Linked DNA regions of Mus musculus: region 2 is linked to region 1. Evidence: chromatin loops called from intact Hi-C (ENCODE). Cell type or tissue: heart. All regions are shown on one strand. Each heading gives the region's core, and the rest is flanking DNA. Links, peaks and the distances in the headings are about the cores only. Region 1 has its middle 90 kb from the start of E130114P18Rik. Region 2 overlaps Patj (PATJ, crumbs cell polarity complex component).

Region 1 (11,905 bases), core at 2,652-6,651:
ATGGAATCCGAGAGCAGAAAAGCAAATGAATGCAAGCAGCTTTGGGGGACTGAAAACACCTGTGGTCTTTCTCCTGGACCAGAGCACAAGAGAGGCTTTCCATTTCACAGGTGGCTTCCGAGGTTAGGATCTCCTCCCTTTCCCCAGATGATGTTGGAGACTGAGCTTCATCATGTAGTCTATGGCTATTGGGAGTCACTTCTGAAGCAAAGATACCCCCCAAAAAAGTGGCCACCAAGGGCTCATTCACCGCTCAGCTTTAGAGCAATTTTAACCAACTTTCCAGATTCATCTAAAACCTTTTATCCTTTGGTCAGTCTGCTCACACTGCAGCTTGGCTCTGAATTAGAATTTACTGTAAACAACAGAATCAATGATTAATTGTACATGTCCCTGTGAAAGATATTCTGTTGTCAGATAGTTTACCAAGTCTTAGAATTTGTCTCTGCACCTGTATACTTTGCTACTTCACCGACAGGCACCTTTAGGGCAGAGATGTTACCATTCTATACTGTAAATACTTCTACCTAGTACCAAGTGGACACATAGTAAAAGTTCATCACATTGTTTTCTTTCATTATATGTAAGAAGTCTTGCAAAAATTTCTGAACTAGAAAACTTGACAAAAACTTAAGTTAGTTTGAAGAGGTGCTTTTATTTATCACTTATGGCAGAATACAAAAATATTATTATGCAACCAACAATTTAACATAACTCTCATCAAGAGACAGGATCCATTTCCCTTGGATTTGTGTTTACTTTGTGATTTTTTTGGATCATTTGAATATTGGAGGATTGAGATACAACTCAGGTCTGGAGAGTCTAACGAAAGACCAGGCCAATTGTGAGCCCATAGAAATTTGAACCTAAAGAATGGTTATTATAAAATAACAAAGTTTTGGCATAACTTGCTAGGTAACAAATACTAATGGATATATGGGAATATGCCATGCCTTAGGTATCACACAAGCCCATGAGATTCTACTTTGTGAACAGGAAACAAGGGGTCAGAGGAAAAGTGATGAGGGATTGCACTTTAAGACTTTATGAGCTGTCATAGTAAGCATCATTCAGCAAATGTCACATTAGGAGGTGTGCATCTTAGCAGGCTCTGGGGTGTCAGATGGAGGACCAAGAGGTGTGTCCTGGAAGATGTCAGGAAAAGTTCAGAATGTGAGTTCCCCACAGCGGGCTCTAGGTTCCCTGAGCTCAGGGTGAAATGAGGTACAATGGACATTTGTGAGGAAGGAAAGCTAACGGTAGTGAACATGGTTTCACTAGGCACTTCTTATGAGCCAGAAGCTGGCTTAGGCCTCTAACCCTCACAAAATTCCCAGGTCATTGTGGAAGGAGTTAAGTAAAATACAAAGCATGTAAGTGGTGGGTCTGACTACAAGAGTTACAGTTACATAAATGTCTCATATGTTATAGCGTCTGACCTGTCACACCATTTTCTACCCCTCTACAGACTGTCCGGGTACTTTATTGGCACTGAAGGTGGAGTTGGGTGGAAGCTTTGCAACAGACATCTGTGGTGACAAGATGAGATGTGGCCCCTGAACACCAGAGCAGGGCAGTGGATTCTCCAGCTTGATAAGATCAGGAGGGTGTCTATGCAACCTGCTTTGTGAGAAAATTACTTGGCTTATCAAGAATTCTACAAACTGCTTTTGTAGAAGGCAGCAAAAAAACCTTGACAGTGGACAGAGCCCCTCGAGAGATAGTGTCATCTGGGAAAATAAACTCAGGATGGTCCCTTCAGTTTTCCCAGTCATATATACACTGTTTTCGCTGCACTCGTGGAGTAGGATTTCCAGGAGAGTGTGTAGCATTTCCAGTTTATAAACCAAGAAGGTCAAGACTAAGAAGTTAACGGTCAAGCTTTGTGTTACAAAGTTATTCTGTGCTGAAATGGACTGAGCCATCTGTTTTACTGCTACCTCCATATTCTTGAACTAGTCATAGAAATCAACTGTGTGGACACAAGAGCACAAGGCATAAAGATGAGGTTAGCCAGGACTCTTGTTCACAGTACTAAGGTATGTGTACACAGTACTTATGGGAGTTACTCTGAATGCTTAGAGCAGTCCAATTCGTTCTCGTAAAACCCAAGCGAGGAGGCATGCACTGAGCATTTTCGTGTTCTGCATGAGAAGGAAGAGGGATACAGAACTTATATAGAGCTGGAGTTTGAATATAATCAGGGCCTTAGCACAATAGTGTGCAGTCTATGTGCTCTGGGCAGTAACACCTCTGTGCCGGGGAGAGAAATGAGGTGATAAATAATGAGGGAAACTCTTGCTGCCTTATGTATTTAAAGTGGTCTGACCTTGAGCATGCTAATTAATTTTTCTGCATCAGTTTTTTATCTGTTAAATGGGAGTTTTGATGCCACCTGCTTCATAGTTAAAGGGATGTTGTTGTGAGACTTAATTGGCTGTGTGTTTGCAGGTGTGCTGCTTCAAACAATCCCTCCTCCTACGTTTAGTATGATTTGAGTGTTTGTTATGATCCTATTCTAAGGGGCCAGCATGGGCAAATCTGCAGGTGTGTTGCACACGCAAGTGCTAAGGGTCCTCAGAAGAGAGAGGACTTATTTTCAGTAGGGAGGATTAGGCTGGCGTCAAGTGAGGCCACAAGAAGATGTAAACTGAGACTCAGAGGACAGTGGTGTCACAAATGGAGGCACAAGGAACTTCAGCATCAGTGTAATCTCATGACTTTGTTCCCCAGAGGCGATCTCAGCTCATACGCACAGGCAGTCTCTTCATGTTTGTCCACTTGGGTAAAGGCTTTAACTATAAGCCAAACCTCCTCACTTCTCTGCCTGCTCTCGTCACGACCTGCTTCTCAGCAGTGCCTGCCTGACATCGTTTAAAACCAGCTACAACCAGAGACTATACTTTCTTAAGCCCCTGTTCGTCTGCTCATGGGGCACTCCCTCCAGCCTCGGTGGCTCTTCCCTGCCATCCTTTTGGGAATGATGTAACTGAGCAACACACTTCACAATGATGGCAGTCTCTATAGAGATTAGGGACTTGCCAATCTATAGGCTGCCTCCTATTGACTTGGAGCATGTCGGGGGTCTCACAAAACATTAATCCACACAGAAAGCCTGTGAAGTCAGTTCTGTTATTCTCCTCCACATGTAAATGGTTGGAGCCTGTGTTGGAGCTGTCTTAGATCCAGTAGGTTTGTAAGATGCCATGGTAGAGACAGGATCTCAACAATGCTTTATGAGTTTGCAAAGCCCAGAGACAGGTTATTTGATGTCTGGCAGTACCTGTCTAGACCATAGGCAGGGAAACTAAGAAAAGCTCTATTGGGTCTGTGGCAACAATATCCTGACTGGATAGCGATGTTCATCTTAGAGAGAGACTGGCTTCTGTCACCAATTTCCTCTCTGGAGAGCCAGGATCCATCTTGGTACTATCAGGGGAGGATTCAGTTCCCACAGAGGGGAGCAAGATCATTTTGGTGTGCTTTGGCCATTTATCTGTCATCTGTTTGTCCCTCAACCTTCTCTCCAGCTCTCATACCATCCAGAAATCTTTACTGGGATGTACTCTTTGTAATGGAGCATGATAAGTAGATTCATATGTTGCTTGACCCCAAGGATCTTGTGGGATCTTCCCGAGGAACACTGGGGTGGTACTGGAGTAAGGATGGATGCTGAAATGGTTTCTACAGAGATGGCGACTAAGGGAGATAGTTCAGAGAAACTGAGGCAGATGGCTCTGTCTGCTGCTTCTGTGCCTGCAGATGAGTGTCCTGGCTAGCCAGCTGCCCGCTGGCTCTGTCTGTCTCTTTGTGTGCTAATCAGTGGACCCATAGATGTTCCTCTTCCACAGGCAGCTTTCGACCTAGAGGTTGTGTCACGGTGTTGCCTGCCAATGGAGGTCACTTGGCCTGCTGAGATGCGCTGAGCCTACACACAGGACCTCATCTGCATGGGGAAGGTCAAATGAGGTTGAGCCCACTTCTCTCTCTCTCTCTCTCTCTCTCTCTCTCTCTCTCTCTCTCTCTCTCTCTCTCTCTCAAAGCCTTTTCTGCACAGGAACTGTCTCCTAGGGTGAGGAACAGAACAGCTTTGTGCTCTCCTTTGAGTGCTCACTGCAGGGAAAGCCCAGCCACAAGCTACAAAGTCGTCCAAGTTCAACCCCCAGACACAGTGTGCTGTGCTCAGAAATCACAAGGGAGGTAGGAAGGCTCAGAAGAAAATGCAGACAGGGGACCTTGAGGAGATGGGAGGGCAGTGAGCCGATTTTTCATGTCAGATTTTAAAGATCTTGTCAGAGTCTTCCTGTTTTTACATATAGAATTGGTAAGGTCCGTGTTTCACTCCTGCATTTTCTTTGAAATTTATCTTTGCTTCCCATCTAGCATGTATGTTGGGAAGAGGGACAAGGGTGTGTGTGTGTGTGTGTGTGTGTGTGTGTGTGTGTGTGTGTGTGTGTCAGAGCTGTTCTCTCCTTCTGGGGTTCATCTGCTTTTGAGAGCTGCTTGCTCTTCGCTGGCCACAGAAGAGTACCTGACATTCAGGCTACTGCCTTGAATATAATTGAATTGCTGGGATGTGCTAAACATTGCAGGGCTTTAAGCTGAAGATAATTTAATGATGTGGCCTTTAGGATTGTTAATTAGTACTGTCTGTATGAGCATGTAACAATAACACCACCTACTGTAAAGTGAATGTTCTACACTCAGAACACTCATTTCTTTAGGGCTTCCTGCAGAGACGTGTGCTCATTAACTCCTTTGATGACAAAGGCTTTTCCCCTTTTTGAGGGGTTCTGCAAGCTTTGGATTCTCACGGTCGGTCTCTAATCTCTCATTCTTCTGCGTAAAGCCATGACGCAGCTGGTGTGGGCAGGGGCATAGAGAACGGACACTCAGACCTATGCTAACCGTGACTTGATTGATCCTTCTCTGCTGGGCTGCCGGGACACTGTCGCTCTGGAGAACAGAGAGCAGAGAGGCTTAGGAGACGATGTGGAGAGAGTTAAGAGAGAATGCAGAGAAACTGGAATCCCGCGCTGTGTTAGTGTGAATGCAAACAGTGTGAAGGTACCTTGAAAGTTAAAAGCAGAACTGCCACGGGATCCAACACTTTCGGCCATTTATCCTAGAGGTTTGAAATCAGGATATCAGAGAGATATTAACCCTCCTTAGTTTACTACAGCCATATTCAAAGTGAGGAGGATGCAGAAATATCATGTCCCCCGAAAGACAAGTGGAAAAGAAGAGATTCGTATTCATGCAATGGGATGCTGTTTAGCCTTTAAAAGAAGGCTGTGAACCCTGAAAGCATTATGTTAAGTGAAATATATGTGATAAAGTGAGAAAGATTGCACAGTTCCACTCTTACAATATCTCAACATCAAATTCTTGTAATAAAACAGGAGATTGGTAGTTGCCACAAACAGTCTAGGAACCAAGCAAATGTCCGGTTGACAGTTCAATAGCATCAGTGTTCAGCTCATCAGGTGAGTGAGTTCTAGAGGTCGGCTATTCAACACTGTACCTATGCTCACTATATCTGACAATCCAAATGTGCCAATCTAGGGTAGGTCCCATGTCGAAGGTTCTCAGGGAAGGTGAGTGGGATTGCTCAGTGGTAGAGCACTAGCTCAGCCTGTAGGAGGCACTGGAACATTCACACACACATACATATATGTATGAATGAACATATAATGATATGTACAAATATATACAGAAATGAGCACATCCATGTATTCACATGCAAGATTAGAGAGGGAGAGAGGGGGAGAGAGAGGGGGAGGGAGAGGGGGAGGGAGAGGGGGCAGGGAGAGAGGGAGAGGGGGCAGGGAGAGAGGGAGAGGGAGAAGAGGAGGGGGAGGGGGAGGGGGAGGGAGAGGGAGAGGGAGAGATCTGGCCACTGAAGTCAAGGTGTTACTTGCACTTTCTTACCCCATTGGAGGAAATGGTCCATGAATGGCTGCTCAGTGAGCTCAGAGGTTCAGGTGAATTGTCAGCTTAGAGGAAGCCTCCATGTTAATTTGGGGAAGTGGAAGCTGTAGGTGGGAAGGAAGTGCTCACTCTGTTTTCCCATTTGTTATAACAGGCAAGGGCTCTTCCAACCACATACCCTTCTCTTCACTAACAAGTATATATTTCCAAAGCTGCTTATATTCTTCAGTGAGAAAAATGCCAGCTATATTTAAATACTTGGATATTAGACTATGTCCTGTTCTGTGTTCAGCCAAATCTTCCCATGACCATGCTATAGGCCCTGGTATGGCCCTGAAGATCCTACTGTCAATGCCTCAGCTTCCGCCACCTTCCTCTCTGGGTTTGCTTCTGTCTCACCCTTACAATTTCATCCGGCCTCTAGTCTGGAGACTAGACACCAGACGTAGTTTTGCAGACTGATGGAGAACATTACTGGCTGACTGTGGCCATCCTCTGTCAAAGCCAGAGGAGGCCTTGAAATACTTTTCAGTGCAGAGCCTGTTGATTGAGCTGGAACTGAGAGCCACTCACTATTCCAGTGCCAGCTTCTTGGCCCATTTTTCCCCTAACCTGTCAACTGAGCTTTGTCATGTCCCTGACCTGCCACCTCCCTGCATTTGCACAGCTGTGTCTGCCTGGTGCTGTCTGCTGTCCACGCTTACGCCTTGACCCACTGAGCTTTCTGCATGCCTTGCTTGTGCACCTTTGCTGCAGCCTGCCTCTGGCTCCCTCTTAATTATGTCATTTGCTCTCCCCCACAACAGCCCTCTAGAGCTTCCTGCCTTTACAGCCCCTCCCCTCCTTCCTGTCCTTCCCCAAGGACTGCAGCCTTCCCTCCTGTTTCCCTTTGGTCTCTCCCACCTTACTTCCTGTTCTCACATGTGCCTGAGTGCCCCCATAGCTATCTTTGACTTCTGTCCTTGTCATTATTTTCTCAACTGTTGCACCCCCCTCCCCGCACTTCCCCCGTTCTCCCCTGCAATGATAACTTCTCAACAGTCAGCAAACGTCATTTCCTTGGCAGTGGCTTCCAGAGTGAACTCAGTGCAAGCAGAGTTGTGTTCTCTGCGTATCTTCTACAAGCCCCTTATCCTGTTAATTGATGTTGATCTAGTCTGATTTTTATCCCAGATCATAGCAGTGTCTAGACTGTACATAGGATTAGTTTATTTATTTCACAAATGAACAGGTGTATTGGGAAGTTGAGGTAGGAACTAGATTTTGTTCATCTCCCAGGAGCCATACATCCACTGTCTTCCTGTTAAAGGTCTGGATGTGACTTCTTTCTCCCTATCTGTAATTGTCATTTTCTATCATGGTTTTACTTATCTCCATGTGTCTTGCCATTGCTATCACACTGATGCTTCCTCTGAACAGCTGTCTGCATCCATATCTATGGTTTCTCCAAACACCGAACATCATAAGTCTCACATGTTGCCTTATTAAGATGTAGCAATGTTGAAAAGTTGTAAGCTGCCTTTAAACCACTTCGTTCAGAATAAGCTGTTTATCTTAAGTCAACTAACCTGAACTTAATCTTTTGTCGCAGTCACCCCCGGATATCTATTGATGTGCATGAAATTTTGCTGGATTGTAAAATTTATAAAACAAGGTTAGTGCCAATCTTACCTAGTATTATTTCCAGCAAGATGACCGACAAGGATGGACATAAACACAGACATGTTGATGGGATAAATACAGCCTCTATTCTGCCTTTAGGAAGCAGCTGAACCCAACTGTCTAGGAAAGATTCTCATATAACTCTCACTTTAAGTTTCTCAAAGTAGAAAAAAAAATATTTTCTCTGAAATTGTTTAAGCAGTCACAAGGTGTGTGGGATCATAAGGACAGACACAGGACCTTCCCTCAACCATTCAGTGAATAAGTTGTGTCCAATTTTGTCCAGAGCTAGACTTAAAATGATAATGGTGATGATGATGATGATGATGGTAATAATAATAATAATAATAATAATAATAATAATAATAATAATAATGGTCTCTAACACAGTGTCTGGGTTTTCCAAATCCCTAGCTCAGACTGACAACATAGTACTCCTGTGAACACATTTTTTTAACTAGGTGGCATCTGGTGCCTCTCAATAGAAATGTGTTCCTGCATGGGAGAGTGGTCCTTCTGTGGTGACTGAATGGGCACTGCCTGTCAGATCAATTATGCACGAAACTCGTCTTCTCTAAGGTTCCCTCACATTTTTTTTCTCTTGAGAATTCACCTTGCACTCAACCTTCTGTCTCTAGGAGTCAGGCCTGCAGACAGTTGCCTGCCCCCAGCTGTTTCCCGCTGGAGAGTATGGCCAAGGAGACACCTCCCTGCTGGGTTTGTATTACCCGTGTGATGAGTCTTCTCTGTTTCCAGGCTGGACATTTAAACGTGGTAGTAGTGGGAAGCCTTTCTCTTATTTCACTGATATACCATTAGGACACCTTGCTCCTTAGCTGCTTTGACATATGTGCAATAGAGCCTACTGTGGGTCAGCATATTCCTAGTCTGTCTCAGTTTGTGCTTTTTTTCCTGAGGCCACTGCTTCTTTGACCACAGAGAACAGGGCAATGATCATAAAGTCAGAAAAACAAATAGAGAGCTTTCTGTAGGTGGGGTTTCCTGTGAATGCTGACCAGGTTGCTGCATAGCTTCCTAGAAACCATTATTGATAAACCATCATAAAATCCTCTCTTTGGGCTCTACGGGGTGATGCACGGCATTCTGTTACTGAGGTCAAGTTCTTATGGTCTAACTGGCAGAGCCAGAGTATAATGAGAGCAGCTGGTAGGGACGCCATCTGGGGTACCCAGGAAGCATAGCTCTTGTTCATTTGCAAAAGTGCAAGGTGATAAGAGGCCAGTCTGCTCTCAAAATACATTTAGGAGATGGTATCTCCTTCCATCTCTCCATCACAGCTGAGGCAGCCAGCAATGTTGTTGCAGCCTGGCTTCTCTGTGGCCATTCCCATCAACCGTAAACCTTCTCTTCTCCCAATGAATAGCAGCCATAACTACATTTAAAAAATACAACTCATGGAAAATGCTTAAAGCCCCTAGATAGCCTGGCTTGTATGGCCTTAGTGGAAGAGGATGAGCTTAGTCCTGCTGCAACTTGATGTGCCAGGATGGATTGGTACCCATGGGAGGCTTGCCTTCTCTGAGGAGAAGGAGAGGGGATAGCATGGGAGGTTGTGAGGTGGGACTGGGAGAAGAGGAGGGGGAGCAATCAGGATGTAAAGTGAATAAATAAAAATAAAATAATAAAAAATAGAAAAAAAATAAAGAGCTTTGGGTCCCCATTTCTGCTGCCCCTACAAGCATGGCAGTTCTATATAACAGTCCTTCTTACTCACCATTGTGCACAAGTCCAACCACTAAGCCTCCACTGAGTCATCTCTACAGTGGATATAATGACAGAAGGGTCAACTCCTAAGCTGGGTGAGAAACCTAAGTGACATAGTATATGGTTGGCACAGGCACACAGCAATTGCTAAAGAAAACCAACGCTGCCAGCTTATGCAGCAGCGAGTGGATTCATACCAAAGCCTCCAGAGGAAAAAAAATACATACCCACAAATCCTACTTCTAAGAGAAACATCGTTAAAATCCAGGTCTGGTGCCAGGTGGTTAGGAGTCCTCATGAGAAGGCCCCTTCCTTGAGATATAGCGATAATTGTACGCCCCTTGTCAGTTTGAGCTGATGTAGTTAAGATGTAGTCCCTAGAGAAAGGCCCAAGTAGGCAAAGTGCCTGGCCTCAGTATGCTCAGCTCTCTGGCATGGCCTCTGGCTTCCAGGATGGGTTATGGGGTTTAAAGAGTGGGAAGGAAGAAGAGGCTAAGTATACATTCTGGCAATCGGTAAAAATTCACTTCTAAGGCTTTGGTAAGCCCAGGCCCAGGGCTGTCTCTTAACTTTTCTTTGGTTACTTTCCCGTTTGGTTGGCAGGCTCCAGGCTGAGGCCACGCTATGGCCCCTTGATGGTGGGGCAGGGGGCTTTATTTCACCTCTAATGGAAAGCATTTGTGTCTAGTAAATCTTTCCTTTCCTCTTATTAAAATACTGATGCTGGTTATTGAGGTCTGTTCCAAGCTAGGTGAGAATCAATAAGGTGATCCACTTAATCATTTCAGCAATCAACAAGCTATTTTCTTACTTTGCACTCTAGCCAAGGCCCATAGAAATCCAAAGGCTTATCAGGTCCTCATAACCCACAGAAACCCATGGAAACCTCCTCTTCATTTCCCCTCTTCCTGTGCACCTCAGGGAGCCCCAAGTCCTCTGAAAAGCCCTTCTGTCTGCTTGGCCTTAGGACTGTGCTTGGCAAAATGGTGAACAACCCTAGGTTTCTGGAAAGTTCTTTATGCAAGGAAAGGATAGTTTTTTTTTTTTTTCATGGCTATGGGCAGTCAATACTTGATTATAAATGCTTTTGTCTCAGCTATTGAGTCTGAACATTCTATGCACCTGCCTGGGATAGAATTACCCTGACCATACAAACTTAAGGCTCTGCAACATCAACATTCAAATTGTAACTAGTGTGGTTTGTTCAAAAGAAATTATAAAACAAGTTAGAAGAATTAAAAGGTTCCCAGTACAATGAAGTGAAAAATGTGTAATCAGACAGAAGTACTAATTGTTCTAATTTGGCTTTCCATATTATGTATGCATTGGGTTATCTCAGTGTACTCCAGAAATATGTGCCACCTTTATAGGTCAAAACCACATGTTGTCTAAAGCTCAAGAACAAAAATCCACTCAAATCTATCTTTGCCAGGAAGCCTTCTGCAGCACCCAGAGGGGCCCGGGTCCTTGTGCTGCACTGAATACGGGCGCCATAGTTCTGTTATTCTTCTTTTCCAGCTGATTACCCCCTTAAGGTCTGGGTCTGTGGCTTAGTCATCTCTGCATTATCAGGACCACCCTGCAGCCTAGCACACAGACATGGCTCCTTGTACTTACTGAAGGGAGGGAGGGGGTGGGAGGAAGGAAGGAAGAAGAAAAGGAGTAAGGGAGAAGGGAAGGAAATAATTATTTTATTTAGTCCTGGACATCAGTGTGAATTCAAGTCTTGACATGGCCTGCAGTTTCTGGGGTATCTTTAACTTGTTCCGGCCTCAGTTTCCTTTTATATCCCTGCCATATTTTAATCCTCCTAATTCCTCCTGGCTCACACATTTCTTATTTGCATGCCTCTTAGTCTATGGTTCCCAATTGTTTCATATCCAAAGGCACTGTAGGTAATGTGCACTTTTGAAAGCTCCCATTGTTAGCACGAAGTGAATGCCCTAATACTAGAAGTGACTTCACCCAATTAGAAAAAACATGCCTCAGTGCAATAAAAAGATGAATTAAAAGGAAAAATAATCTTAAGTATTCATTTCACAAAGTGAAGCAAATACCCAGCTAGAAAACTCAATGGGGGAACCAGATACTTGTGAACCTCACCTAGTCACTTTGAACTACACCACAGCTGCAAAGGCAGCCTAAAGCAGGTGGTTTTCACTGGTGTCTCACACAGTGTGGGAATTATCACCACCATAGACACAGTTGTAGTGTATATAAGTTTTGTTGCTTATATAGCTGGTTTCATGTTACTTGTTACACTTTTAAAGTGGTAGAGCATAGCCATTCAAAACCAATGCAGCTGTCACACTGCTGGAATGTTTAGGGTGCATAAAACAAGATAGTATTTAAGCACAGATTATAACAATAGGCATTTCACCTAGGGGATTATCTTGTGGACTTTCAAATGTCCTCTGGGGAAGAAGGACAGCAGATTCTCCCTAGTTCGGTACTATCTATCCCTGACTCTGAGGATTTGGTTAATCTACAACCTCTACCAACCATGCACCACCAGGGTATCCAATCATCAAACCAGCAGACACCTTACCGCCTAGCACAATTCCAAAATGCTGTCTACAGGAATGGA
Region 2 (11,905 bases), core at 4,718-8,717, 770 kb before region 1:
GCATGAAATCTCACCACTAAGTATTTAACATTTCCCAGCATTTAACAGCTGTTGGGAAAAGGAGAGGAAGTTTTCTTTAATGGTTTGACCCCTGATAGGTCAACTACGGGTCAGAGCAGGCCCCAAGAGCAGTGGCTGGGCAAACAGCTGCACTCAGTGAGAGGAGGGAAAAAAGGAAGCAGCAGCAAAATTGAATCTGTATGGGGAGAGGAGGTGTGGATCTAGGTAGAAATGTCATGGGTGGTAAGGATCAAAATGCACTCACTGTATGAATTTTCCAAGAGTACAATTTTTACTTTTAAGAAAGGAACAAGAGAATGGTACAGGCTTCGGGTACAATAACCCACGATGTCACTACTACTTCTCCCACTTACTAGTTATATAAGCCTTTAGAGGCTTAATAGCACTTTGTCTTAAGCTGGTCTTGAACTCACTACCTAGCTGAGGATGTCTTTGAACTTTTTCTGCCTCTACCTCCTATGTGTTGGAATTACAGGCATGCACTGCCACAGCCTGCTCATTGGCGACAGGAACTGAATCCACGGCTTTGTAAATGCTAGGCAAACGGCTGGCCAACAGAGCTACACCCTTCCTCTTATTTTGTTTCATCAGGGTTTTATTTTATTTACTTTATTTTCTGGGATTGGCCTAACTCAAAATTCTTTCTCTGTCTCCCAAATGAGAATATCATAGGTGTGCGCCAGCTCAATCAGCTGCATATGAACTCAGGAAAGAAACTTTGTCTATCAAATCCCCATATGGAGATGAGAAAAGCATGCTGCAAACCAAAAGAGTATTTTTAAAACAGAGAGCTGACCCAAGTGACAGAATGGGGATGCTACTGCAGCCCCTAAAGAGCCCAGATTATCTACCACCTTAAAATGAGTCTACTCACCACAGAGGGAGGCGAGACTCACGTTCGTGAGCTATATATTTAAACTTGAGAAATATATTTAAAAGGAACTAAAGTGAAATCTGTTGACCTGTCCCGTCCAAGCTGCAGAGCAGAGCTTGCTCTGTTCTCATACCCGAGGTATTACTAATGATCGCTTACATTCCCACATTCCACTAGACAGCCAGCACAAAGTCGTAAGACGGGGCTAATATCTCTCCTTACAGAACTGTGCTCATCTTAATAGTAAACACTTGCCAAGAAAGCCATTGCTAAAAGTGCACGTACCCCCAGATGCGGGAAACCTCGCTGGTGTCATGATTTACAGCTTCCTAGAAGCAGAGCTAGCTGCTAATGCTCAAGCCTCTGCAAAGAGCCTCTAGCTCACAGGGAAGCCTTATCCATTACCAAAAGTGACACTTTGCATCCTTACGGTTGGCTATAGGGAGGACCCCATCCAAAGAAAGCCACGGGCTGGCAGCACTTGCTTATAGTCTTGAAACCCCATCCTCCTGATGGAACTGTGGGTAGGGTAAAAGCTGGACTTCAGATCACCACACCCTCCTTCAATCCTTCCATCGCTGAGTCCTGGTATCTTGGACAAAGTCCATGCCTACCACTCTGCACGTCTCACAAACCTCAGTTACCATTTCCCCATTGCTAAGTTTGACCCAGAAGGATGAAAAGCCTTTTATTGCTCCCCATGCTAGTCCTTTGCCATAGAGGGGGTTGCTAAGTTCCCAGCTGGCCACATTCTTCTTTTCAAGACCAAGTTCAGCCATTCCTTGTCTCCCTGTCTCCAAAGTGGCCTCTTCTAAATCAGCTTATGACATTGAGGAGAAAATAGAATAGAGGTCACTAGAGAGACTAAAAAACAGGTGACAAGTAAAGAAGGAAGTCCAATGTTTCACAGTGCTAGAGTAACTAAAGTATACAATATATTTTACACTCACAAACTATACACATTATACACTGTATACTTATACACCCCAGAAATAAAATTTGTATACATCAGTTGAAAAAAAATGCAACATGGAAGAGAAAAGAACTACTTTTTTGTTTTGTTTTTTGTTCAAAGATTTAATTGTTGATTTTTAAAGTGGACATGAGGGTAACTGAAGTAGGAAGACAGCATAGAGCTATATTTGAAAATTAGTATTGTAAGAAAACAAAAAAGATAACCACTTTTTCAAAGACAGGTGAATAAGATTACTTTTAAAAGCTGTACATATTATTTTCAATTTCCCTATCCATTGCTGCTTGTTGAGTCTTAGGATATAATTAAACTTTTTACACCTGAAAAATAAAAGTTTAACTAAACTATAAATGCCAGCATGGGAGCTGCAACTGGAAACTGACAGGTGACCAGCTCTGCACTGCCTGGCACATGCTTCCCGGGCTACGCAATACCTACTTGGCAATTAGAGGTCTACTGAACCCTCATGGGCTGGTCTTTCCCCCTCATTTGTTTATTTAACTAAGCATACAAAGTAATGGGTTTCATTATAGCACTGACTGACTTCCTTTTGGGGGTCTCCTATGTATCCAAGCTTCGCCTGGAACCTGAGGCAAACCTCTTGCCTCAGTCTCCCAGGGCTGCAACTCTCCCCAGCTTACCATGGTATTCATACATATGGCTCTATGCTGTCTTCCAACTTACGTTATCCTTCATATCTACTTTAAAAGTCAACAATTAAATCTTTGAAAGAATAAAAAACAAAACAAAACAAATAAAAACCACAAAGTAGTCTTGCCCAGTTCTGTCAACCCAATTTCTTCACTTAACAGTAGTTCTCTGGATCTATAAGAACTATCACATGATCTTGTGTCCCATATTCTGAGCTCCATGGGATCAGAGACCTATTCGTTTGTCCCCACAAATGTTACCACAGTTATATGGCAGACAGTGGGAATTCTACTGTAGATATTTCAGGAATGAGTGATGCATACCAAACTGCAGCCTGTCTGTGCTATTATCTAGCAATACAACTGTCATTCAACTTATATGGCTTCCCATAACCTCAGCTGTGAAATGGGTTTTGATTGGCTAACATCTTCTTTATATATTGTAAGGAGAAAAATGAAAAGGCACTGACTTATGATTTAAATGTGCAATTATAAGTGAGTATTTTGGTTTTGTTTGTTTTTGTTTTTGTTTTGTTTTTATTTCTGAAATAGAGTTTCTCTGTGTAGCCCTGACTATCCTGAAACTTGCTCTGTAGACCAGCATGGAACTAAGAGACTACATGCCTGTGTTTTACTGGGATTAAAGGTGTGCACCTCCTCTCCTAGTTTATAAGTGGATTTTTAAAAAGCTATGTTTGGGGCTGGAGTGAATGGCTTACTGGTTAGGAGAACCTGGTGCTCTTTCACAGGACCCAAGTTCAGTTCTCAGGACACACATCAGGTGGCTCATGACCACCTGTAACACCAGCTCCAAGAATCTAATCCCTCTTCTTGCTTCCACTTGTACACACACGCACGCGCGCGCGCACACACACACACACACACACACACACACACAAAATCTTAAAAGTCATGCTATTGACACATCTTTAATCCCAGGAGACAGGCATGCTGATCTCTGCGTTCAAGGTCAATCTACAGAGCAAGATCCAGGACAGCCAAGCTTAGGCAGTGAAGGAGTTGGAAAACAGAAAGCCAGTGACAATGTAATAGTACAAGGGGGTCATGTTCTAGTTCCTGCAAGCAGCAGAACTTGGCAGCTTTAGCCATGTGGATCTGGCTCTAGAGTTAAGAATGGAAGGAATTACTGGGAAAATTGATGCTGGCTAGCTGGAGCTAAAAAATTAGCAATGATTAAAAAGAGACCAGCATCACTGAGGTGAAATTTTCTGGGAATTGTTGTCTGGGAGCACAAAGAAGCTGTGTTCCAGAGATAGCCAAGGTTGTACCTCGTGCTGTAGCTGAACTTGGTAATGTTTAAGAGTCACCCAGATGGTACAGGTTTTGAAGGCATGAAGGTGTCATGAAGAACAGCTGAGGCTTGGCACTGTGAGAGGTCATGGATGGCCATTGGAGAAGGTGTAGCCTCAGCTGTAGTTGATAGCCCAGGACTGAAAGGGTAATGCAAAGGATTTGAGGCTTGGCATCATGAAAAGAGCCTATGAGAGGCTATTGGTGAAGCCTAGTTGGAGTGGAACACCCCATTGTATTAGAGATGTCAGTACCATGAGATGATCACCAAGAACAGCAGTCATAGTGGAGTGGATCAACCTGAACTTAGAGTACTACAGAGGGCAGAGCTGAAGAAGTGATGCCAGCCCTTAGGAGGGAGCCCAAAAGATCAAGTGGAATCCCAGACATTAAAAAAAGAAGCTGTAACATTGAAATTGCTTGGAGATTCAAAGATGTTAAAGATGCCAGAGCCATGGGATACATGGTGAGGAAAGCTGCTAACAGGGAGTGGAACCAGTCCAGGAGAAAGCAGTTTGTTGCAGTCAACAAAGAGGAAAAAGGAGTGGAGATCTGAAGACCGCTTTGGCATCAGCCATGGAGATGCAGAGTTTGGAATCTCCAGCTGGTTTCCTGTCTTGCTTTGGAGATTACAGTTAAGTGATTGGATGAATCTCAGAAGAGACCTTGAACTCTGGACTTTTAACATTGTTGCGACTGCTATAGACTATGAGGACTTTGAAAGTTGGACTAAATGCATTTTGCATTATGCTATGTTTAAGGATGACCCCCATAGACTCATGTGTTTGAACAAGTTTATGGGGGCCAGGGAGTGGAATGTGGTGGTTTGTATATTCTTGGACCAGGGAGTGGCACCATTTGAAGGTGTGGCACCATTTGGAGGTGTGACCTGGTTGGAATAGGTGTGTCACTGTGGGTGTGGGCTTAAGACCCTCATCCTAGTTGCCTGGAAGTCAGTCTTCCACTAGCAGCCTTTGGATGAAGTCGTAGAACTCTCAGCTCTGCCTTTGCCATCCCTGCCTGGATGCTGCCATGCTCCCACCTTGATGATAATGGACTGAACCTCTGAATCTGTAAGCCAGCCCCAATTAAATGTTGTTTTTTTAAAAGAAAAAAAAAAAGTTATGCTGTTTAGATCATAAGCCAGTAACTTAAAGAGAAATATCCTATGGAGTGTAATAACTTGAAAATCAGTATTAAAAAAATTGGAAATGTTAGGTGGAAAACTTAGACATCTTTTTGCCTCATACATAATAAGCAAACAAATAGGCATACTGGCTACAAATACACAAAGACACACAGGGAACAGAGAAATATCAAGAGACTAGTGCAATTCGAGGGAAAACTTTTTTCTCATTTCTTCCACTGAAAGGGCGCACTAATACAAAACAGTATCAAGTAAATAATTAAATGTCTTAAAAACAGAATATATGACGAGGAGCTTTTGAAAGATCATATTCTAAAAGTTCTGGGCACATAAACCTGTGACAGAAAACCACCTCTTATCACTGAGCTGTACTAATGCAGGCATATGCCAAATCTATGTACACTCCAGCTCCACCACCACCAAATCTTATTGTTCATATTACGTTGCAAGGAAAATTAGGCTGGTTATTTCACGTCCTAAATTGCCTCCCTAAAATGTCATCTTCTAAACCCAGAGCATGTGTGGATGAAACCTCAGTCACTCAGGAAGCACAAGCAGGAAAACAGAATTCCTCAGCAGCCTTAGCAACAGGGCAGGAACTCACCACAGTGACAACTCAGAGGTATAGGGGGTGAAGACTGTTAAATGTCCCCACCTTTACAAAGCCTTTCCTATCTAAAGTTACTAGGCATTTGTTTCTCTATCTACTTGCCTTGCCTAATAGGCTCAGGTCATGTTAAATGACTAACTTTTCTTGTTGTTCTTCCAGTAATATAACAATGTAAGGATCATTTTCTCGTTTGTTCTCATCTAGAACACATTGTATACCAGAGCACATGGCAGAGTGCATATCAGTATCTCACGAATGAACAGCTGAATGCATGGGCAGCATTTTAGAACATGGTTCTCAAGGTCTTTCCATCTTTTTATGTTATTGCCTGGATACAACTCTACTGCACAGAGGCTATGAGGGGAAGAAGGGAGAGGTGAGCTGGTAGCAGGGACCTAGGGAATGAGGGCATGATAATAGCATCTGCCTGCAGAATCACATTCTTTAAAATACACACAGGACATGCTTTGTGTCCCTCTCTGCTTGTAAGGGACTATTAGGATCCTGGCTTTATGCAGTTTGTCATGGGAACACCAAAAGGCAAGCTGTGTGATGTACTGAGCCTGGTGTGAGGCATGTTTTAAAGCCAAAGGTTCTCTAAAGATCTACAGCTATATGACAAAGGAGGTTTAAAACTAATTAGAAAAACTGTGAATAGTAACTACTGCACTTAGATGAACTATTACATGCTTTACCCCAGCTCTGAATAAAATATCTCCCAACATCTTTAGATGGATTTATTAATCAAAAACTGCTCTCAGAAAAATGACACTGTAAATAATTAACAACTGGCTATAAAGAGCAATGTTAATTTTACATTGTGAATCTGAGGAGAGCTTGGTCAGCCAGACATGGCCTCTACTAGGAATTGACTTAAAATGCAGCTAAGTTAGGAAGGAAAGAAATATTCTCCACTCTCAGCCTTGAGAATCCAACCCCATAAAACAATGACCAGCAAGACAGCTCAGCATATAAAGAAAGGGGCTTCCATAGAGGCCTAATGACAGGAGTCCAATCCTCGGCTCCCACAAGGTGGCAGGAGAGAACCAGATCTGGAAAGCTGTCCTCTAATCTCTGCACCATGATATAGGGCCTGATCATACACATACACACACACACACACCCCTAAAACAACAGCACATATGGCAAACAATTGTGGAGGCAAAATACCATACATACAAAGGAAGAAACAGTAAAACTACCTGAATTGATATTTAGCTTAAGAAAGCCACATGAGACAGATAACTCATTCTTTCAAAGACTTACTTTTATATGTGTGTGTGTGTGTGTGTGTGTGTGTGTATGCACGGGCACGCGTGTGTACCCATGGAGGCCACAGGAAGGCGAAGGTCCTCTAGAACTGAAGCTACAAACACCCAACCTGGATGTTGGGACTAGAACGCAGGTGTTCCGGAACAGCAGCACACGCTCCTACCCAGTGGTCCCACTCTCCAGCCCTGAGAGAACTCATTTTAAACACTGCCTCTGAATGGAGCGTCTTAGGTGGGCTCAGCGCTAGGGTCCATGGAGGAGTGCAGCAGTGTTTCTGAAACTCTGGGAAAAAAACATCCTTCCTTTTCTATTATTTATTGTGAAGGCCACTTAAAAGATTCTCTATTTTAATAAGTGAGGTTCTGGTTGTCTAGGATAAAACTACAAATTATTTTATAAAGAGAAGACAGAATCTGCCCAAATTACTAACTGCATGTTCTCCACAGCAATAGTGATTACATTCAGATAGATTGTAGTGATTACATTCAAATTGATTAAGTCAAGACCAACAAACTCAGGTCAACCATGTTTTCTGTCCCTGAATATCCAGACATTATGTTTTTCAAAGCCTAAAGCCCATCTCTGTTCCACACTGCAGAAAACCTTTCCCTAAAGTCTCCATACAACCCCTGAGGCGCTCACACACTCACCTGTCACCTTCATGGCTACTGTGCCAGAGTCAAACCTGGACTTTTGGCTTCCGGAAACAGCATAAGGATTCCATGTTCTTCCCAGCCTTATCTACCCACTTGTATCTGTTGTTACTGAGAGCCTTGCTCACTTCTGGAACGCGTGTATGATTCAGGTCTGAAGACTTTAGACCACGCCACTCAGCTTCTTCAGCAAGAACGTGAAGAAAGCTCAGCAACAATGAAGCAGAGCAGCACTTTCAGCCCAGCCTACCTTCGAGTATTTCTGTAGCTCCTCATCGTCTGCAATCTGAGCATCCAAAGTGGCTACCTAGAATTATAAGACGGTCATTTCCCGATTTGTATGCGTGTAATTTCATTTGCTCCTTCATATTCTGAAATTTATCAGCAAACCCAGCACACCGATGAGTAATCCGACAACCTCTACCCAGTATTTCTGAAATCCACAAGTAGCACGTAGCAACACATTTGTGTTTCTGTATTTGCTACACTAATCTCCTCATCCTACATCATCCACAAGTGAAACTGAATGTGATATGTTACTGGTGTCTTGTTCTCCTTCTACATGGGCTGTTATTTCACTAACAGATAGAGGTCAACAATGAAGTACTTTTCCTTGCATGGAATTTGTTTCCTTGGATTGTCTACCAATAAAACTCAGGGTCCTATTTAAACTCCTCACACACAATCATCTTTTGGTATTGAGGTGTTGCTCAAGCTTTCATAAAGGTATACTATGCACTGAAACCAGTTCTCACTTACTTATGACACTAGTACAAGAAAAATGGTTCATAAACATGTCTCAATATATGGTTTAGGAATGCTGATGTGAAACAAGTTTGTACCTGTTCAGTTATATTGAAAATTTTTCCCCAAATGTGTTTGAACCACAGTGAGAATATGGAATCCATAATCATGGACCAAACAGACATGATGATCTGTCTAACTATACCAACTATGATCCCTTAAATTTTAATAAAAATTTTATTCTTGTACTGCCAAGATAACTAAAGACAGGGCTGAAGAGATGACTCAGAAGTTAAAAGTATGTTTATTTTATTTTGTTTTGTTTTGTTTTTTACAGAGGACCTGAGTTTGATTTCCAGACCCCCATGGTAGCTCACAACCATCTGTAACTCTGGTTCAAAGGACTCTGACACTGCCTTCTGGCCTCGATGGGCACCAAGCACAGAAGTGGTTCATATATATACACACTCAGTCAGGGGTTTACACAGAAAACAAAATAAGTACTTTTAAAAATAGCTCAGCAGGGAAAACCTCTTGCTGCACAAGCCCAATGAGCTGAGTGTGATCTTTAAAACAAATGCAAAGGCAGAAGAGACTGGACTCCTGAAAGTTGTGCTCTGATCTCTCCATGTACACCCATACTCACACACACAATCATAATATACAGTATTAAAAGTTTTACCTCTGACAAACTAGGAGCATCGCCATTTTAAAATTTCAAGCTAAGGTCTTAACTCCTGTAAGTCAGTTATGGAGGAAATGGTAGCAGGCGGATCATGAGGAGTTCAAGGCTAGCCTCAGCTACAGAGTTTTAGGCTAACCTATACAAGACCCTCTCTCAAATCACTACCCTCTCCTCCACAAAAAAACAAACAGATCGGCAGTAGTCTAAAGGAAAGCACAGTAAGGAACAGTGGGATGTGTGTGTTCATTCACTCACTTGCCTTTCGGAGCCTCTCTTTATATCCCTACCACTTTAAGGGAATCACTGTATATATCCAACTTAAAGTCTCTCTCCCATTTAGCCTCCACTTCACCATGAGGCACAAGAGTTCATGTCTGTAATTCCACAACTGGAAGTGAAAGAAGATTACAAGTTCCAGGTCATCCTTAGCTACACAGCAAGTTTGAAGCCAGCTTAGGCTACATGAGACCCAGTATCAAAAAAGCAAAAATAAAAAACCCCGTGAGATACTGGTGAACCACGTATTCTCTGAACATATACCACTGAAGGTAGAGAACACATGAGTGTCTAGGTAACAGCCTAGTGACAGTGTTCTATGAACTGGAGACCCCGCAGCTACAAGAACTAACATACCAGCCCAGAATGAGCAAGAAAACAACCATGTGACTTAATTACCTAAAGCTTCTCTAATGACAGTGCCAGACATCCAAAATCAGAAATAAAGTGTCTGGCATTGATGACAACCCAATACTAATGATGATATACCTAAGGGTTATGTGTCACAGCTGCATACCAAGACTACCAAGACGTTGCCTCAAAAAAGAAAATATGAAAGACAGCAGATATTTATTGGCATGTTTGATGAACACCGATGAGATTTTTCTAACACGGTTTTCTGCTTTCAAGTGGATTCATTGGGGACGTGTAGCCAATCCTTTACTGGCCGAATGTAATAACAGGTGAGAGGAAGCCTAACGGCCTGCTGGCAGAGTAACCTCATGCCTCACCTAAACTACTTCCTGTTCTTCTAAATACACTTGATAATCATTCTTTCATTTTTCCCATAAAACTGTAAGATTCTTTGTGAAACATAGGACTAATATCCACAGCCCTTTCCGTGTACAATAAAACAAACAGATCATAAAAGCAATCATAAAGATGCCAGCCATTTTAAGCAGTTGATTCAGGTTATAAATTTACAGGCAAGCTCTCACCCTCCTAATGTACTTCTGCCTCTTGTTGACTTAAATGGCTTCAACATGAACTGAGTGTCTGATAATTGTAACTGAAGTTTGTGTACAGTCCTTAATTGTTCTTATAGCTTAAAACGCTTTAAACATTGATTGATTGCTCTAATCGGAAAGAAAGACAGGAAGAAAACAATAAAGGCAGTCTGTGTCTGCTTTGACTCTCATATTTTAAATTATAGTGTTAGGATAATAGCATGAAATGAAACTTTCTATTAAAATGTTTTTTTAAGACATACCATTACTTCATAATCTGGGCCCAGTAGGTTTTCCCATCTGGATTTCAGCTCATTTTCTGGAGAGCCTGGAACTTTCTCTGGATATACATCTATAAGAAAAAGAATGTCGAAGCTACTGTGAGCCAAACATACTCAATAAATTCTTCAATAATAGCTCTGCTTCGGTAGGTAAAGGGGAAATGAGGTAAGAGGAAAATGTATTCATTTAAATCTACCTAGGAATGTAAATCCCAGTGGCTTGCGAGACTAATAGAAAATGTAGAGCCACTGTGGTTAAACTGTAAAGGGGCTCTTGTTCAGGAGGCTTTGAAGGGAGGAGGAAGCGATGAATTACAAGTGAAATCTGAATCTATACTTTCTATGTAGACCTCGCTTAGTTTTATTTGTAGATCTTGCACAGATTTGATTTAAGTGCTAATCTTTTCAGAGCAGTGCCATTCCGACTCTCCAAGGGGACTGTAAGTGTGTACTGAGTTATCACTGTAATCAACAAGACTCAGGGAAACAGTACAGCCAGGCTCCCACATGCCAGGACAGACGGACGGATGGAGAGGCTGGCCAGCTAAAACCTGAGGTTTATCAGATAGAAGCTTTGGTTTTACACCAGCCTTTTGTTACTGCTTAATTACTAGGATATTTGTATCTTTACAGTGCTCCTGACTTAATGATGCCATTGTTGTCCAGGTGAGATCATTTTAAAGGTTAAGACGGATTTGAAGTGCCAGGTCTCTTCTCCATATAATCTTCCCCAGACTTTCAGAGCAGCAAGCAGTCTGAAGAATACCTGACAGAGAAAAGTCTAGGTACTAAAACTATCACTGCACCTACATCCACACCAATAGCAGAGGATGAAAAGGTCCCAGGTTGTTTTAAGTTTCTCATTTCTGCTGTAAGACTGGACGTGTCTGAGAACACGCATCCCAAGTGACATAACCATCTGCCTCCCGTCAAAGGTAACAGGCAGGCTCAGCCCTTTCAGCTTCAGAGCGGCTCCCTCTGGCTGCACAGCATGCTTAATTACATACTACCAATCATTAAGTTAAATAGGCTAACTTCAGAATCAGAGACTAAGACTAATGCACGCTAAAGAACTTAAGTTACTCCATTTACAAAAGAGCCCCCAGGAAATAACTATGTTTAACTGATATGCTAGATTACATTTGGGGGCAGCTAATCAAAGATCTTATAGAAACAAGTACCAAAATCATTTGGGTGGCATCGCTCCTTGTGAACATTTCCTTATGGAAGTCTGAGTTCTTACCAGTCTCCTACTTTGTTTTTGATTTCTCAGTATTTGAGGTGAGGGAGCCTGGGGAGGGGGAGGGGTGATGTCCTACAAGCCGCAGCACACCTGTGGCTGTCAGAGGACAACTTCTGTGGGGCTGGTTTTCTTTCTCCTTCCACCTTCCAGGGCTTCTGGGAGTTAACCTTGGGTTTCAGGCTCACGGCAAGTAGCTTTCTCCACTACACAATCTTTCC

The links. Hi-C counts contacts between places; a loop is a spot of excess contacts. Peaks named below come from ENCODE experiments on the same cell type or tissue, not always from the same donor. Only the 100,000 strongest peaks of a DNase experiment are listed, where the experiment ranks them.
Region 2: it touches region 1 in a loop (7-fold over the local background); 4 of 42 quality-filtered maps call a loop at or near these places.

Annotation. Positions count from the first base shown.
Region 1 is chr4:97,668,974-97,680,878 of GRCm38, reverse strand. It overlaps a transcript of Nfia not described here. Among named protein-coding and RNA genes, the nearest start is that of E130114P18Rik, 90 kb to the right of the region's middle. In heart, for the core only: a CTCF peak has its summit at 4,681; no DNase peak of the experiment used is centred there; H3K27ac peaks cover 358 bases.
Region 2 is chr4:98,439,664-98,451,568 of GRCm38, reverse strand. Patj (PATJ, crumbs cell polarity complex component) reads right to left here. Exons shown (of 44, transcript NM_172696.2): 13 at 10,427-10,515; 14 at 7,762-7,818. Among named protein-coding and RNA genes, the nearest start is that of Patj, 50 kb to the right of the region's middle. In heart, for the core only: a CTCF peak has its summit at 6,603 (motif pointing right); no DNase peak of the experiment used is centred there.